2 separate regions of the Homo sapiens genome follow, and region 1 is linked to region 2. Evidence: chromatin loops called from intact Hi-C (ENCODE). Cell type or tissue: GM12878. All regions are shown on one strand.

Region 1 (8,000 bases), 730 kb before region 2:
TTGACATTTATTGTCGTATAGATCTGGTGATAAGTTCTTTCAGTTTTTGTATATCTACCAAAGCCTTTGTTTCATCTTCATCTTTGTTTATTTATATTTTTAGAGACAGGTCTTGCTATGTTGCTCAGGCTGGGCTCAAGCTCCTGTCCTCAAGTGATTATACTGCCTCAAGTCTCTCAAGTAGCTGCGATTACAGGTGCAGCCAGCTTGCTTGGCTCATCTTCATTTTCGAAAGGTGTTTTTCCAGGGCACAGAATTTTAGATTGATAGATGTTGTTCTGTCTTTTAGTTTGCATTGTCTCTGACAAGAAATAAGCCATAATCCTCATTTTTATTTCTTTGTATGTGATATGACTTTTTCCTCTGGCTACTTTTAATATGTTCTCTTTATCATTGATTTTGAGCCATTTGAAAAGATGTGCCATGGCCTATTTTCTTCAGTTGCTAGTGTTTGGGGTTTGTTTGGCTTCTTGCATATACAAGTTTAGTTTTGATCAAATTTTGAAAAATTTTGACTATGATTTTTTCAGATATTCTTTTATGCCACCTCCATTCTCTCCCAACCCAGTGATTGCAGTTACACATGATTGGGCTGCTTGATATTGTTCCACATTTCATGATGTTCTGTTCATTTTTTTAAAAAAACTCTTTTTGATCTTTTCATTTTGGAGAGTTCTCTTGCTATGTATTCAAGTTCATTAATTTTTTTTGCAGTGTCTAAACTGCTCTTTATCAGGTCTTTTTCCAACTCACACATTATACTTTCATCTCTAAAAGTTTGATTTAGGTCTCTCAAAAAATGTATCCTCCTCTCTATACTTTAATTTTTGAAGGTATGATTATATAGTGGTAACATCTATTTTAATGTCCTTGTCCTCTACTTCTGACATCTGCTTTTATTCCGAGTCAATTTTGATTGATTGTATTCTTTCTTTATTATAAGTTGTATTTTCCTTCTCATCTGTTTGTCTAGTAATTTGTTATTGGATTTCAAATGTTGTGAATTTTAACTTCTTTGCTTTTGTGTTCTTTTTTATTTAGATAACTATTGGCCTTTGTTCTGGAATGCATTTAAGTTACTCAGAAAAATTTGGCTTCTTTAGATTTTTACCTTTAAGATTTGCTAGGTGGAAGTACAGAAGTGCTCAGTCTAAGGAGAATTATTTCTCCCTACTGAGGCAAGATCCTTCTGTATAATCTACCCAATGCTAAGTGGGTCATGAGGATATTTATTTTCCCCAGTGGGAACAGGCATTATTCTATGCCTGTCTTGCGTGAATGTTGGGCGCAGTTAACCACTAATCCTTTTGGGGGCTTCTTTCCTTAGCCTCAATGCATTTGCTGATCATTACTCAGCTGAACGCTGAGGAGGTCTCTTTCCAAATGTTAGGAGTTCCTCCTCTGTCCAGTTTTCTCCTTTCTTGTGCGTTGTCTTAAGAACTGTAGCCACCTTCACAGACTTTTAGCTCCATTTCCTCAAGTCAGATGGTTCATTGTGCTTTGCTTAGGTTTCTTCTACCTGCACCATAATTTAAAACCTTTTAAGAACATAAGCTGAGTAATTATATAGGGATCACCTTATTTGCTTTCTGTTTTTTCAGGGATCACTTTCCTTCATTTCCTGACATACGACATTGTGAAAATAATTTTTAAAGAATATTTTGCCTTTTGTTCAGACTAGAGCATGAATTTGGCCAGATTAGAAGTCCTCAAGTGAACTGAAGTCAGATTTCAATATTGTATACATTTTTCAACTTCTTTGTTTATATCTAATCACCTCTCAGGAAGGGGATTCATCTTAAACTTGTGCATATTCCCTGTGATACTGTATTTGCTGTAAATTTACAAATGTCCTGATATAAGAAATAATGATAGCATAGGAGTAACTTGCAATTAAAAAATGTGTGTCTATCATATGATGTTTAGTACTGTTCTCTTGGGTTTACTGTATTTTTATCTAGATTCCTGTAATATAAGAAGAAGGGCTGGACCAGTCTGACTTTGAGTGGAAGGTGGGAGTCCGAGGGCCTGGAATCCTGGGGTTTAAACTAAGTCAATAATCAGGTAGAAAAGTTAAAGTCCAAATGGTAAAAGGAAAGTCATGAGAAAGAGATACAAGGGAGTTCAGTGACTGGGATTCAAATCTCGGTGAGAAATCGAGTGTGGAAGCTGGAAACAAGGAGAGAGTGGAGAAAAGCAACACTGTGAATATCCTGAGAGATATACTGGGTGTAGATGGCCCTCCCCTTGAAACTTAAAAAAAAAAATAATCTGCACTTTGGGAGGCCGAGGCAGGTGGATCACTAGGTCAGGAGTTTGAGACCAGCCTGGCCTATATGGTGAAACCCCATCTCTACTAAAAATACAAAAGTTAGCTGGGCATGGTGGGCCTGTAGTTCCAGCTACTCGGGAGGCTGAGGCAGGAGAAATAGCTTGAACCTGGGAGGCAGAGGTTGCAGTGAGCCGAGATGGCACCACTGTATTCTGTCTCAAAGCAAGACTCTGTCTCAAAAAAAAAAAAAATCATCTGGCATGGATATGGTGAAAGGATGAGTGAACCTGACATAAAGAGATAGAAGTATGATGGAAAATCATTTACAGCACATAACTACAACAAATTCCTCTCTCAAATCTGTTAGTGTGGCTCTAATTACTACATTAGGTCTATAAACTCCGCCGCCATCCTGCTTATTCACAGTGGTTTCCTGGCTTTGTTGCTTTATAACTAAGATATATGTAAACATAATAAACACTCACACAAAACATCTGTCTCAAATTGGTTCTTTTTCTTTGTAAAGAAGCCAGAAACTTTGATATGATCACAGTAAAAAGATCATACTGTTTGTTATACTTAGGGCTTTTAATTACCTTAGCAAGTGTTTTAAATGAATAATAAGTTTACAATTCAAACAGAATACATAAGGTTGTAATTTCTTAAAACATATTTCGTGTTGATTTGTTCTTTGTACAGATATAGCTTCTAAATATAGTAGCATCTTGATAGGCTTTAATATAATTATAAATTTGTATTATTTCTGCCATCCGTCACATTCCATAAAAGCCAGATAAAAACTTCTGAAAACCGTTTAAAGTAATGATAGTGCTATGTTCTGGCACTTTACTGAAGGTCATGCAATGCATAATCTAATTTAATACTCACAATAATGCTATGAGGTAGTTATTACCATTTTCTAGAAGAAACTCCGGTTTGGAAAGTGTAAGTATCTTGTCCAAAGTTGCAGTTATCAGGGAGAGCAAAGTCAGGTCTGTTTGACTTCAAAATTCTTAATCACTACTTTGCTCTTATTTCTCCCTCTTTCTCATTTTCTCTTTCTGTCTGTTTTGTTTGTAGAGGACTGAGCTGCAAACTCAACAGGCTTCTCAGTGCCCCACCTTACTATCATCTTACTTAGCCACAAGACCATCCTAGAATCTGTTGTTGGAATTCATCAAACGGGCTTGCCAGCTTTGTAAAGAGTTTGGATGAATTAGGAGGTTCTCTGTCACTCCCTGTAATGCCTTAGAAACATACTTCAGGATGATATTGCACAGGCAACCCATAAAAATTAACATAACACAATATGTTTTCTTTATCTCTGCTGTTGTAAAGTTCAGATTAAATTTCCTTTTAATACAACCCAGTAGAAACCAAATTTTCATTGTTTATTGGACAGGAGAGAAGCTTGAGTCTGTGGGCGCTGCCTCACGATGACTGACGGGGGCAGCAGAGGGCTTTCCAAGTGAGCTTGCACAAGGCCAAGTGAGAGAAGCATCCCTTGGCTATGTTGGAAGTAGCGGCGGGGGGAAGGGTGAGTTGTGGCACGAAAGGTTATCAGGAGTCATGGGAAGAAAGAGAAAGAGAGATCAAGTCATGATTGTAGCTAGGCCAGGTATGAGAGACTTGGAGAAATTGGTAAGATTAGAGTTGAGGATAATAACCAGTTGAATAGACAAAAACCCCATTTGTAGATACAAGGCTATCTGGCCCTATCCAGCTTCAAGCTATAAAGTGCCATATTTATGGCTTTTCAAAATCCTTCATGGTGTCTCTTAGGATGTTATAAATTTTGTATTTATTATGGTTATTATGTTCATTTAATATATCTGTTTATATTATTTAATTTTCTTACGTTCTAGTAAAAATCTCACAAATTCTCATAAAAATCCTATGGTGGATATTTATCCAAATGTTACATAGAAAGAAACTGAGTAAGGTCAGAACATTTGGGGTTAGATCTCAGGTCGAATCCAATCTCAGATACCAAATTCTCCCTCAATTTCTCATACCTTGACAATTTTCTTCTACCTAAAGATTATTTTTGTAACTAGGAAATGTGAAGAAAATCAATGCAGTGATATTTCAAAAGCCCAAATTCTCTAAATCTATTTTCGTTTACTCAATGTTCTTTAGAATGCATTTATTGGAATGAAAATCTTTTCCTTGGAGATTGAGTTCTTTGGTGCACAATTTAAATCATTTTATTATTGAATTATCTGAGGGTAATATGAGAATAGTAGATGTTATAAGACTAGGGATTCCCTAATAGTCTCAGTTGCAGAAATGTAAATGACCCTGAGAGCTTCAATAACTCATAGAATTGTCACCTCATTTTAGGAGCTGATGCATGTTACCATATAAACATGACATATTAAGCTGAGATGAAAAATTGAAACAGCCATTTATACATGTTCAAAGTGTTTATGAAGTTGCATACTAATATATTGGTTGGTATATACAAATTTTAAAACAGTTTAAACATATTTAAAAGTTTATTTTCCAGTATAATTCTAGAGGAAGGGCTGGCATTTGTGGAACCCTGATTTTCTCAGGGTTTGATTGAAATATTGAATTCAGCAAAACTTGAAAAGGTTAAAAGTCAAAAGTGATTTTAGTGCTGGCGTAGCCATAGACCACACATTAGGATGCTCTGCCTAATCTCAACATAGCCTTTAGGAAAATAAAAATATATAAGTAAAAAGAATGTGTGTGTGAAACAACTACTTTTCAAATGGTTTAATTGTATACAGGGAAACCAACAATAGAATTTTCCCTTAAGTTACCCAGATATGGCAGTTTTATGCATACATTGTAGGACTCTGCTTAGATTGATACATTTTGCTTAGATTAAGGCTATGTAAAATTAATGGATGGAATCTTCAAACCTAATCCTTGGGTTAATTCTGTTAATTTTAAAATGTTAATTTAGGCAAATGCTTTGCGTGTCTGTATGTGTATCTGTGTGTGTATGAGCACATGAGTTTAATGTGTCCTGTTCACCTTTGCACCCCTTGCCTAGCAAAACTCTCAGCGGGCTGCTTTCACTTAATGTTTATGAACAAAACTATACGGTTGTAGGAAAATTACATCGATTTTTGCTTTGTAACAATGACAATATCAGCTGATAAAATTGAAGAGTCAGATGAAGATCAGCAAATCCAAATTCTAGTGTATCATTTATTAACCATGTGACTTTGGGAGAGCCATGCAACTTCTGCTTTTTCATTTCTACCGTGGAATAATTATAATTCTTTACTCTAAGGATGGTTTAGTGCAGCAGTGCACAACCTTTTTGGTACCAGGAACCAGTTTTGTGGAAGACAGTTTTTCCGTGGACCAGGGTAGATTGGGGTGTGGTTTCAGGATGATTCGAGTGCATTACATTTATTGTGTACTTTATATTATTATTACATTATAATATATAATGTAATAGTTATATAAGTCAACATAATGTAGAATCAGTGGAAGCCCTGAGCTTGTTTTCTGGCTATTAGATGGTCCCTTCTGGGGATGATGGGAGACAGTGACAGATCATCAGACATTATAAGGAATATACCTTAAGGTATTAAAAGCCATCTATGACAAATCCACAGCCAGCATTATGCTGGGGAAAAGTTGAAAGCATTTCCCTTGAGAACTGGAACAAGACAAGCATGCCCACTTTAATCACTTCTATTCAACATAGTACTGGAAGTCCTAGCCAGAGCAATCAGACAAGATAAATAAATACAGGGCATCCAAATTAGTAAAGGGGAAGTCAAACTGTCACTTTTTGCTGATGATATGATTGTCTACCTAGAAAACCCTAAAGACTTAGCCAAAAAGCTCCTAGATCAGATAAATGAATTCAGTAAAGTTTGAGGATACAAAATCAATGTACACAAATCAGTAGCTCTGCTATACACCAACAGCGACCAATCTGAGAATCAAATAACACAACCCCTTTTACAATAGTTGCAAAAAAATTTAAATACTTAAGAATATACCTAACCAAGGGAGTAAAAGGCCTCTACAAGGAATACTACAAAACACTGCTGAAAGAAATTATAGACAACACAAACAAATGGAAACATATCCTATGTCTATGGATGGGTAGAATCAACATTGTGAAAATGACCATACTCCCAAAAGCAATCTACAAATTCAGTGCATTTCCCATCAAAATACCATCATTCTTCACAGAACTGGAAAAACAATCCTAAAATTCATATGGAACCCTAAAAGAGGCCACATAGCCAAAGCAAGACTAAGCAACAAGAACAAATCTGGAGGCATCATATTAACTGACTTCAAACTATACTATGAAGCTATAGTTACCAAAACAGCATGGTACTGGTATAAATATATGCATGTAGACCAATGGAACAGAATAGAGAATCTAGAAATAAAGCCAAATATTTACAGCCAACTGATCTTCGACAAAGCAAACAAAAACAAAGTGGGGGAAAGGACACCCTATTCAGCAAGTGGTGCTGGGATAATTGGCAAACCACATATACAAGAATGAAACTGGATCCTCCTCTCTCACCTTATACAAAAATCAATTCAAGATGGATCAAAGACTTAAATTTAAGGCCTGAAACTGTAAAAATTCTAGAAGACAACATTGGAAAAACTCCTCTGGACATTGGCTTAGGCAAAGAGTTCATGATCAAGAACCCAAAAACAAATGCAACAAAAATGAAGTTAAATACATGGGACTAATTAAACTCACAGCAAAATAAATAATCAGCAGAGTTAACAGACAACCCACAGAGTAGAAGAAAATACTCAAAAACTATGCAGTCAACAAAGGACTAATACCTAGAATATATAAGGTACTCAAACCAATCAGCAAGGAAAAAACAAATAATAACATCAAAAAGTGGGCAAAGGACATGAATAGACAATTTTTTTTTTTTTTTGAGATGGAGTTTCACTCTTGTCGCCCAGTCTGGACGGAGTGCAATGGCATGATCTCGGCTCATCGCAACCTCTGCCTACCGGGTTCAAGCAATTCTCCTGCCTCAGCGTCTTGAGTAGCTGGGATTACTGGTGCCCACCATCATGCCTGACTAACTTTTGTATTTTTAGTAGAGACGGGGTTTCACCACATTGGCCAGGCTGGTCTTGAACTCCTGACCTCAGGTAATCCACCTGCCTTGGCCTGCCAAAGTGCTGGGATTACAGGCATAAGCCACCGTGCCTGGCCATGAATAGGCAATTTTCAAAAGATATACAAATGGCCAATAAACATATTTAAAAATGTTCAGTATCACTAATGATCAGGGAAATGCAAATCAAAACCATAATGTGATACCACTGTACCCCTACAAGAATGGCCATGATTAAAAAATCATAAATAGATGTTGGATGTGGTGAAAAGGGAACACTTTTACATTGCCAGTGGGAATATAAACTAGTGCAACTACTATGGAAAACAGTATGGAGATTCCTTACAGAACTAAAAGTGGATCTACTATTTAACCTAGCAATCCCACTACTGGGTTCCCAGAGGAAAAGAAGTCATTATATGAAAAAGACACTTGCACATGCATGTTTATAGCAGTATAATTCACAATTGCAAAAATATGGAACCAGCCCGAATGCCAATTAATCAATGAGAGGATAAAGAAAATATGCTATTATATGTACATATATATGCTATTATATATATGAGATTATATATAATATATATATATATCTCTCATATATATGGAGTTGTAGATCATTATTCTAAGTG
Region 2 (8,000 bases):
CCAAAATGTAGCTAGACAATGAGTTCTCTGAGAGCAGGATCCACCTATTTGGTTGTAATAGTTTTGTTTCTATAAATGTTGAATGAGTGGATCGATTTATCAAAATAGAGTTTATGAACATAAAAAATTGCCTTATGCAACCAAGTTTGATAATAACAACATGACCTTGATATTAAACTGAAAAAAGGCATCTTCCAGTCTCTACTATTACCACCTCTCCCCAACTATTATAGCCATTCAAATCTCTAACCAGGCTGAATATTAAATAAAATGGTTTACCATCTGATGTTAAGGTATAAAGATAAGATTTTTTTTTTTCTGAATTAAAAAAAATAGTCCAAAGAAGAAGGAAGAAGAAAGGGGATATAATGAGAATGTAAGTATCCAAGAAATATTGACTGTTTTGATTTATGTAATGAAATTAAAAAGTCGAAAGCCAGTTTTAAAGCATTTCAAAGTAATATCACAGAAATTAATTTGAAGGATACATTTAATGTTTTGAATCATAACCTGTCAAGCCTGGCATGCATTTTAACTGAGTTTTAAAAAAAAGCATTCTGACGCTATTGTATGGACATTAGAGTTTTAAATACAACAGAACTACCTAAGAAATAATGATACAATAGAAATCAGTTTCCTGGCTGTAATAAAGTATTTCAGTTGAAATCATGATAAATGTTAAAGGAAATATTTTGATTATTTAAATAACAAAATTGGCTGTTTGTAAAACCTGGTTAAACCTGATAACTTCTAGAACAATATTTCTGATTTTAACTCCATTCTGCTTTCCTTAATTTTGTACAGACACACACATGCACATAAGTTTATTAAATTTTCACAAACTGAACACCCCTGTGCAACCAATACCTGGATCTAAAAAGAGAACATTTTCAACCCACCAAAAGCCCTCATTATGCCTTTTTATCTGTACCTGCCCTCCAAAGTAATTACTAATTATTATGCACTTAAATGATAAGGGCTGTAGAGATATGGATGGGGCACCAAGAGCTTCTGCTACAGTTTACTCCTTGCCCTAACCAGATCCCCGCTTGTCTGGTATTAAGTTTAATCTATCACTGTTTCTTCATGTGGCAGTTGGTCAGTGTTTCACTGAAAAAAACACAATAGAAGAGGTGGGACTATAGTCAGCACTGCTTCATTGATTCTGAAGCTGAAATTTATATTTAGTATTTCTCCACCTCTTTCTCCAATTTTACATTCCCTTCATTCTCAACCAGCCCTCTCACTGTTATGGGTTGCCTATCCAGTAGATAAATATAGAATTTAATCATTCAGAAGTCTGTGCCACTGGATAGCATATCCTTATAAGGCCATCCTTGCTATAATTACCCATTAACAGATATCACTCAACATGGTAACTTAAGAAAGAAAGAATAGCATGCCCTTGTAAGGCCATGCTTTCTATAATTACCCATTAACAGATATCACTCAACATGGTAACTGTCAGGCCTCTGAGTCTAAGCTAAGCCATCGTATCCCCTGTGACATGCACGTATACATCCAGATGGCCTGAAGCAACTGAAGATCCACAAAAGAAGTGAAAATAGCCTTAACTGATGACATTCCACCATTGTGATTTGTTCCTGCCCCACCCTAACTGATACGATATATTCTCCCCTGCCCTTAAGAAGGTACTTTGTAATATTTTCCCCACCCTTGAGAATGTACTTTGTACGCCTATCCCAAATCTATAAGAACTAATGATAATCCCACCACCCTTTGCTGACTCCTTTTTTGGACTCAGCCCACCTGCGCCCAGGTGAAATAAACAGCCTTGTTGCTCACACAAAGCCTGTTTGGTGGACTCTCTTCACATGGACGCGCATGACAGTAACACCAGGAGATTCCCCAAGGACTATCTTAAAGTTTAGACATAATTCTTCTTAACCCCATCAGGTAGTAGCATTCCTAGCTCTTGATGATAATCAAGTTCTATTATTCTTGCTAATATAGTAACTTTGTTTGTTTTGCTTGCTGGTCTTTTGGCAGGAGAAGCGTCAGATAATTAGGCAGCAGTCCAACAATTAGGTTTTGTGGAACTTTTACTATGTCATCTATTTATTGGAATTCCCCCTGGATACCAGGACCCCCTCCAGCAGAGCTTAAAGTTATAGTTACAGGAAGTACAAATTCCTTATGTGGATCCCTGGAAGTGTGATGAGAAGAACCACTGTTTCCAAGATCTATTTATTCTATTTATCAGGCCTATAAAATCATGTAATGGCCATGGCTTCAACTAGACTCCACATCTTGAATCACAGAACTCAACGAATGGCATCAACTACAAGCTGGTATTCTGCTATACATTTAAGAGGCCATTTTAATATTCTATTAGTCTAGCAGCTTCTAAGTGATGAGGGATATGGGGGGACTGGAGGATCCCGTGCTCACTTCCTTTTCTGTAAAAGGAGCTCTTTGATCCAAGGTGACATGGTATGGGATCCAATGACAATAAATCAGTTATTCTGTGAACCCTGATCAAAACTTGACTAAACTTTTGACAGTTAGGTTTTTTCCTGACCACAGACTCCTCACCTTTCTTTTCTTAGAAAATTTACATTGGAAAACAGATGTAAATTTTCTCCAGCCTCTTGCAAGGTTTACAGTCCAGGACTTTGAGGTCCTGGGAGTCATCCTTTTGAAATACAATCATCAAAGAAGATAGTGCTCCAATCTCCTAGTCTCTGTGGGAGGGTTGGAACCTAACTTCAGTAAACTAATCACCAATTAGCAAACACAGAGGGGCTGATCATACTGACCCACTTTCCCACTAAAATGTCTAGTACTTTCCACCAGCTCACCACAGTGCTTAAAAACTCTCCTGTCTTTTGTTTTACTAGAGTTGAGTCCAATCTCTTTCATCTATTGCAATAGTGTTGAATAAAGTCTTCCTTGCCTAACTTGTCATGTGTATTTTTTCTCTGACTGCCTTCAGAGAGTGTTATTGTCCAAGACACTGAAAAATAGAAACACAACCTTCATCTAGAAAATGCAAGAATCTCAGTAAAGATGAATCATTGTTCTGCCACCATGGAAGGCAGCTAGTTGTAGTCAATTAGCCAAAAAGTACCTGGTTGGTTTCCTTGAGGGGATGGCATGCGTATTAATCTGGATCCAGTCAGGACATAGAAATCATAGCAACAATTTAAACAAGAAAAATTAATGTAAGGTATTATTAACTACTAACAGGAGTGAAAGAGTGTTGTACATGTAAGACTGAGAGAGCAAGAACAAGGAAGGAATAAGAACTTAGAAGAGACACCATCCCCCAGCCTGAGAATCAGATCTTATTAGAAAGAGTGTTGCTACCCCAAAAATATGCAAAAGATCAGTGGGGAAGAAGTTTGCTGGAACATGTGGGCTTGGATTGTTGGGTAGAAAAGTCGTGTGGGGTGGTCAAAAAATTACTACAGAGTGTTTGCCACTAGGTCTCTGGCACACTAATTTCCTAGTAGCTACATCACAGGAAAACAAAAGTACACCAGTACCAAGGAGAGAAGCCCCTTCCTCTTACTATAACCTTTCAATGTCCTTCCATTGCCCCCTGTTGACAAAGCTTAACATTGCACCAGCTGGCAAAGGAGAAATGTTCACGGGATTAAGGGCCAGTATCACAGATCAGGTCAAAGAAAGGTGAACTAGGAGTTTACAGACAATAAATTAATAACCAGTGTCATATCAAGGGGTCAGTGTTGGTCTAAATTTCTGACTGGTCACACATTCAGTAGCAGCACTGGCCGCTTAGTGAGAAGGAGCCCATAGTGAAGGTCCCACTTGTGGCCTGACTTTCTCCAATGCTGGCAACTACAATTGTGGGATTATATGCAAGCACTGGAGTGGCTGAAGTCAAAGGGTGGCTAGCCACTGTTAGATGAGTCTTTCTAACCTAGTTGTCTGTGCTTTCTCTGTGATGAATGTTGGTGGGCACCGCCATGAGACACAAAAATCCTCACATTTTATTTACTTTCTCATAGTAAAATCTGCATACTTTTCTTCAAATGTCTGCTCTTCCAGTCTTACTCTGTACTGTTTTTTTTTTTCTTTTTGACTGAGTCTCATTCTCTCATAAGGCTGGAGTGCAGTGGTGCAATCTCAGTTCACAGCAACCTCTGCCTCCTGGGTTCAAGTGATTCTCCTACCTCAGCCTCCCAAGTAGCTGGGACTACGGGCATGTGCCACCACGCCCAGCTAATTTTTTTGTATTTTTAGTAGAGACGGGGTTTCACCATGTTGGCCAGGATGGTCCCGATCTCCTGACCTTGTGATCTGTCCACCTCGGCCTCCCAAAGTGCTGGGATTACAGGCATGAGCCACCGCACCCAGCTGGTTCTTGACGAAGAAACTAGGTCTTTCATCTCTGCCCCAAAATTTATTAATACCCTCAGTGCAAGCGTCTTCTTCTACGTCAAAGTGATAACCTAAAGCTTTGTTCAAAATTCTGTCCATTAGTAAGATTTTCCCTCAATGCTGTTTTCTGAAGCCATTTCTATTTTTGGCTGGTATCAATACATTGGTTTATAGTAACTAGCCTCTTCATAAATCTGGGCCAGATTTACGTCCACAGGCTGGACATAAGGAATTCCATATGAAGTCATAGCTGTGAGCTGAGGATGAGATACTGGAACAACAGAATTTGGTACTTGGAGTCTTGGTCACCTCTTTTTGTAACTTACTTGTCATCTCTGAATTCATGTCTCTGAATTCTGATTAGGCTGTAGGCCTAATTTTTGTCATTGCTATCATATGGTGGATTTATATTGTGCCTATACAACTTCATTATTTGATAGGTTGATAATTCCCAATTTATAATTAGTAGCACCAATAATATCCTTAATAGTCACTTGATATACTGGCACTGGACACTTAGTCCCTTTGAGGTTAAGCTATAAGTTAATAACCAAATACTTATCAGTCAACTTTTTTTTAAACTGTGATTATGAAGATAAGCTCCATAAAGAGAAAAGCTAAGTCTGTCTCATATACTAAGCCTAGTCATCATGAATATTAAAGTTAGGCACATAGTAGGTGTTCAGTAAATATTTGTTGAGTAAATACATCCTAGAGTAACTTCATGGAATTATTTGATGATGAGAGATTTAAATCAGTGCCATAAGTCAGCCGATAACAGGTAATACTTTTTCAATTAGACAATATAAGCATAGCTCAGAATTCAGGTTGTCCTATTTTGCAGCAGCATCAGGAGAAGAGGAGGAACAAGGAAATGAGGAAGAAGAGGAAAAGGAGGAAGAGGAAAAGGAGAAGATAGTATTTTTCGTATCTAAAACTAAGATTTCAACATGCCGTATTCACAGTGTTCAAAGGGTGATACCAGTCAGTGTGGGAGAAGGAGGAGTGTGCTTATTATTTTATCTAGATGTCACTGCTATTTTTTATGAATCAACTTGCTACTTTATTAGAATATGAAATATTTCTTTTGTCTTAAATTTATATATGCTGGTGCAAAACTTCTTGAGAATTATAAAATGGCTATGACCAACTGTAGAGTCATTTTCAGAATCTATAGCTTGCGATTCCAGAAATGAAATGCTATTAAACATTAGCAATTAAAGATGCAGTTGTCGTTACTGACCTAAATTCACCAGTTGTAGTGATACTAACATAAAGATTTACAACATTTTTATGAAACATTAATAATCTGTGACTATGTCAAGGTGGGGCTGGGAGATAAAAGGCAAATACCCTTTCCATTTCACTTATGAAGCTGCTTTACAAGGTTTCAATTAGATCTTTCTTTTTACCCCTGAGAGAAACTAACAAATCTATTGCATTAATTATGGTTTCAAGACAGGATCATGACAGCCAAAATTATAAAATTACAGTCATTGCAGTTGTGTAGGCTCTACTTCTCTCATTCTGTGTGCCTGTAGAGTTGGAATGTAACTTTACAACTGATATCTTAAGAGGCAGTGCAAATGCAGAACAAATATGCTGTGCAGAGCGAGAGAAAGAGAAGTGATAAAGCCAAAGAACATTGTCTGATTAATCAAACAAATCATTGAATGTGGCTTATAATATTTAAAATGCAAGACTTTAATCCATCGATTACCATTTGAAGTATATTCATGTTTTTAAAGAACAGAACACGATTATATTTCAATATATAATTTCTGTACAGCCAAAAAATAAAACACCACAGTAAAATAATGGGAGAAACATAATATTTAAAATGCTTGACAAAATGTTAACATCCTTAATCATAAATGAGCTCTTAGTAACAAAGAGATTAACTTTACAAGGGAAATGAAAAAGAAAAAGAGGAAAATGAAATAGCACAAATGACTTATAAGGTTATGTAAAGATGATATAGCCTAATGTTAATAGATAAAAGGCAATTTCATTATAAATTATATTATCAATGCTTACAAATATTGATACCTAATGTTTGTATGGCTGTAGGAAATGAGGAATTCTCAAATACTGGGAAAATTTACTCCTGTCATGAGAAATTTAGTCAAAATATAGATTTTGCATATTCTTTGCCCTGGCAGTTTCAATCCATAGGAATCATTCCAACAAAGTAGTTGGATGAATTTATATATATATATATATATATATAATATATATATTTTTATATAATATAATATATATTATATAAAAATATTTTTATATAATATAAAATTATATTTTATATAATATAAAATTATATATATATATACACATGAATGTTTACTACATAGAAAATGTGTAAGTGATATATCATCTGCCGAGTAACCACTTAAGTATCAACTGGTTTATAAAATAAGAGATTGGGAGGTGGAATTAGAAAGAAAAAAGGCACTTAAGTAAAAATACTAGATTTCACAACATTCTATGTCCTTTGAATTCTTAAAAAAGATCATGTTTTAATGAATCAGTTTTATGTTTACCCTGCGATAAGTAAAAATTATAAATATATGCATTTTATACTTAGGAAAGCACTGAGATGAAACCCTTTTAATTCCACCATCCTGTCTCCTTTGTTCAATAATGTATATTCATGCTTCTATCAAATTCAGTTTTAGTTTTTCATGTGTATGCATATATGCTTGTATACACACATGCATACATAGAGTGGGAAAGAGCTATCTCTGAATATATATTGTTGTATTTGTGTGTGTTTATATGTGTGTTTGCATATGAATGTTTGTATGTGTGTGTGCATGTAGGTGTAGCTAGAAAGAAAGAAATGGGAACTTTTAACTATGAGTCCACAGAACTGTCCCAAATCACAATACAGCTATTTGAAAATAGAAAGGATTGGCATGGTCATTTATTATTTCCCTTAACATTTTTTTAATCTAAAAACTAATTGAATGCCTCTTCTGAAAAATATATTATGCCAATAATATACCTTATGACTAAGGCAGTCAGCAGGGTAAATTTCCAGATTATTATTTAAAAAGCTATTGTCTGTAGAAAAGAAAAGCCATGCATAAAAATCTTATCTCTTTTGATATGGGTAGTATGTTAAAGAACACTGTCACAGCATTTCCTAAATCTAGAAAATAAAATTTGTTGGAAATATCCGTATTTTAGGATATTGTCTAAAAACATGATTAAAGTTTTAAAATGGAATGTATCAAGTGATCCAGAGCCACTTAGGTAACTAGCTAATGCCATAGATGAAAAGCACTTGCAGGCAGAGATAACTAGTTGTGAGCTGATTTTATATATTCAAAAGGAATGATTTTATTTTTGATGAAATAAAATTTAAAAAATAATGTGCAATCAATTAAAAATCATAATATGCAGGAGACAGACTTAGTAGTATTACATTTAATAATCAAGGCAATGCTTTCTGAAATACCTAACTTGTAGAATAAATCATATTTATAGCATGAATAAATTAGGAAATAGGTGACTGAAAGAGTAGGTTAATTAAAATTAGTGCATTTTCTGAACTGGAAAAGGAAATACCGTGGTGAGCTAGTCTATCAGAGTCTGGCAGTGATTTCAGCCAAAGTAATCAAAGCAGATGG

The links. Peaks named below come from ENCODE experiments on the same cell type or tissue, not always from the same donor. Only the 100,000 strongest peaks of a DNase experiment are listed, where the experiment ranks them.
Region 1: it touches region 2 in a loop (11-fold over the local background); 2 of 110 quality-filtered maps call a loop at or near these places.

What each region holds. Positions count from the first base shown.
Region 1 is chr2:34,009,188-34,017,187 of GRCh38, forward strand. The region is part of intron 4 of LINC01317 (long intergenic non-protein coding RNA 1317); the gene reads left to right. Among named protein-coding and RNA genes, the nearest start is that of LINC01318, 54 kb to the right of the region's middle. In GM12878, a CTCF peak has its summit at 3,725; no DNase peak of the experiment used is centred here.
Region 2 is chr2:34,735,311-34,743,310 of GRCh38, forward strand. It overlaps LOC105374458 (a long non-coding RNA gene), which reads right to left and starts at 2,157. Exons shown (of 6, transcript XR_007086277.1): 1 at 1,807-2,157. It overlaps LOC124907752 (a long non-coding RNA gene), which reads left to right. Exons shown (of 2, transcript XR_007086279.1): 2 at 2,011-2,921. In GM12878, a CTCF peak has its summit at 3,568 (motif pointing left); a DNase peak (open chromatin) is centred at 1,441.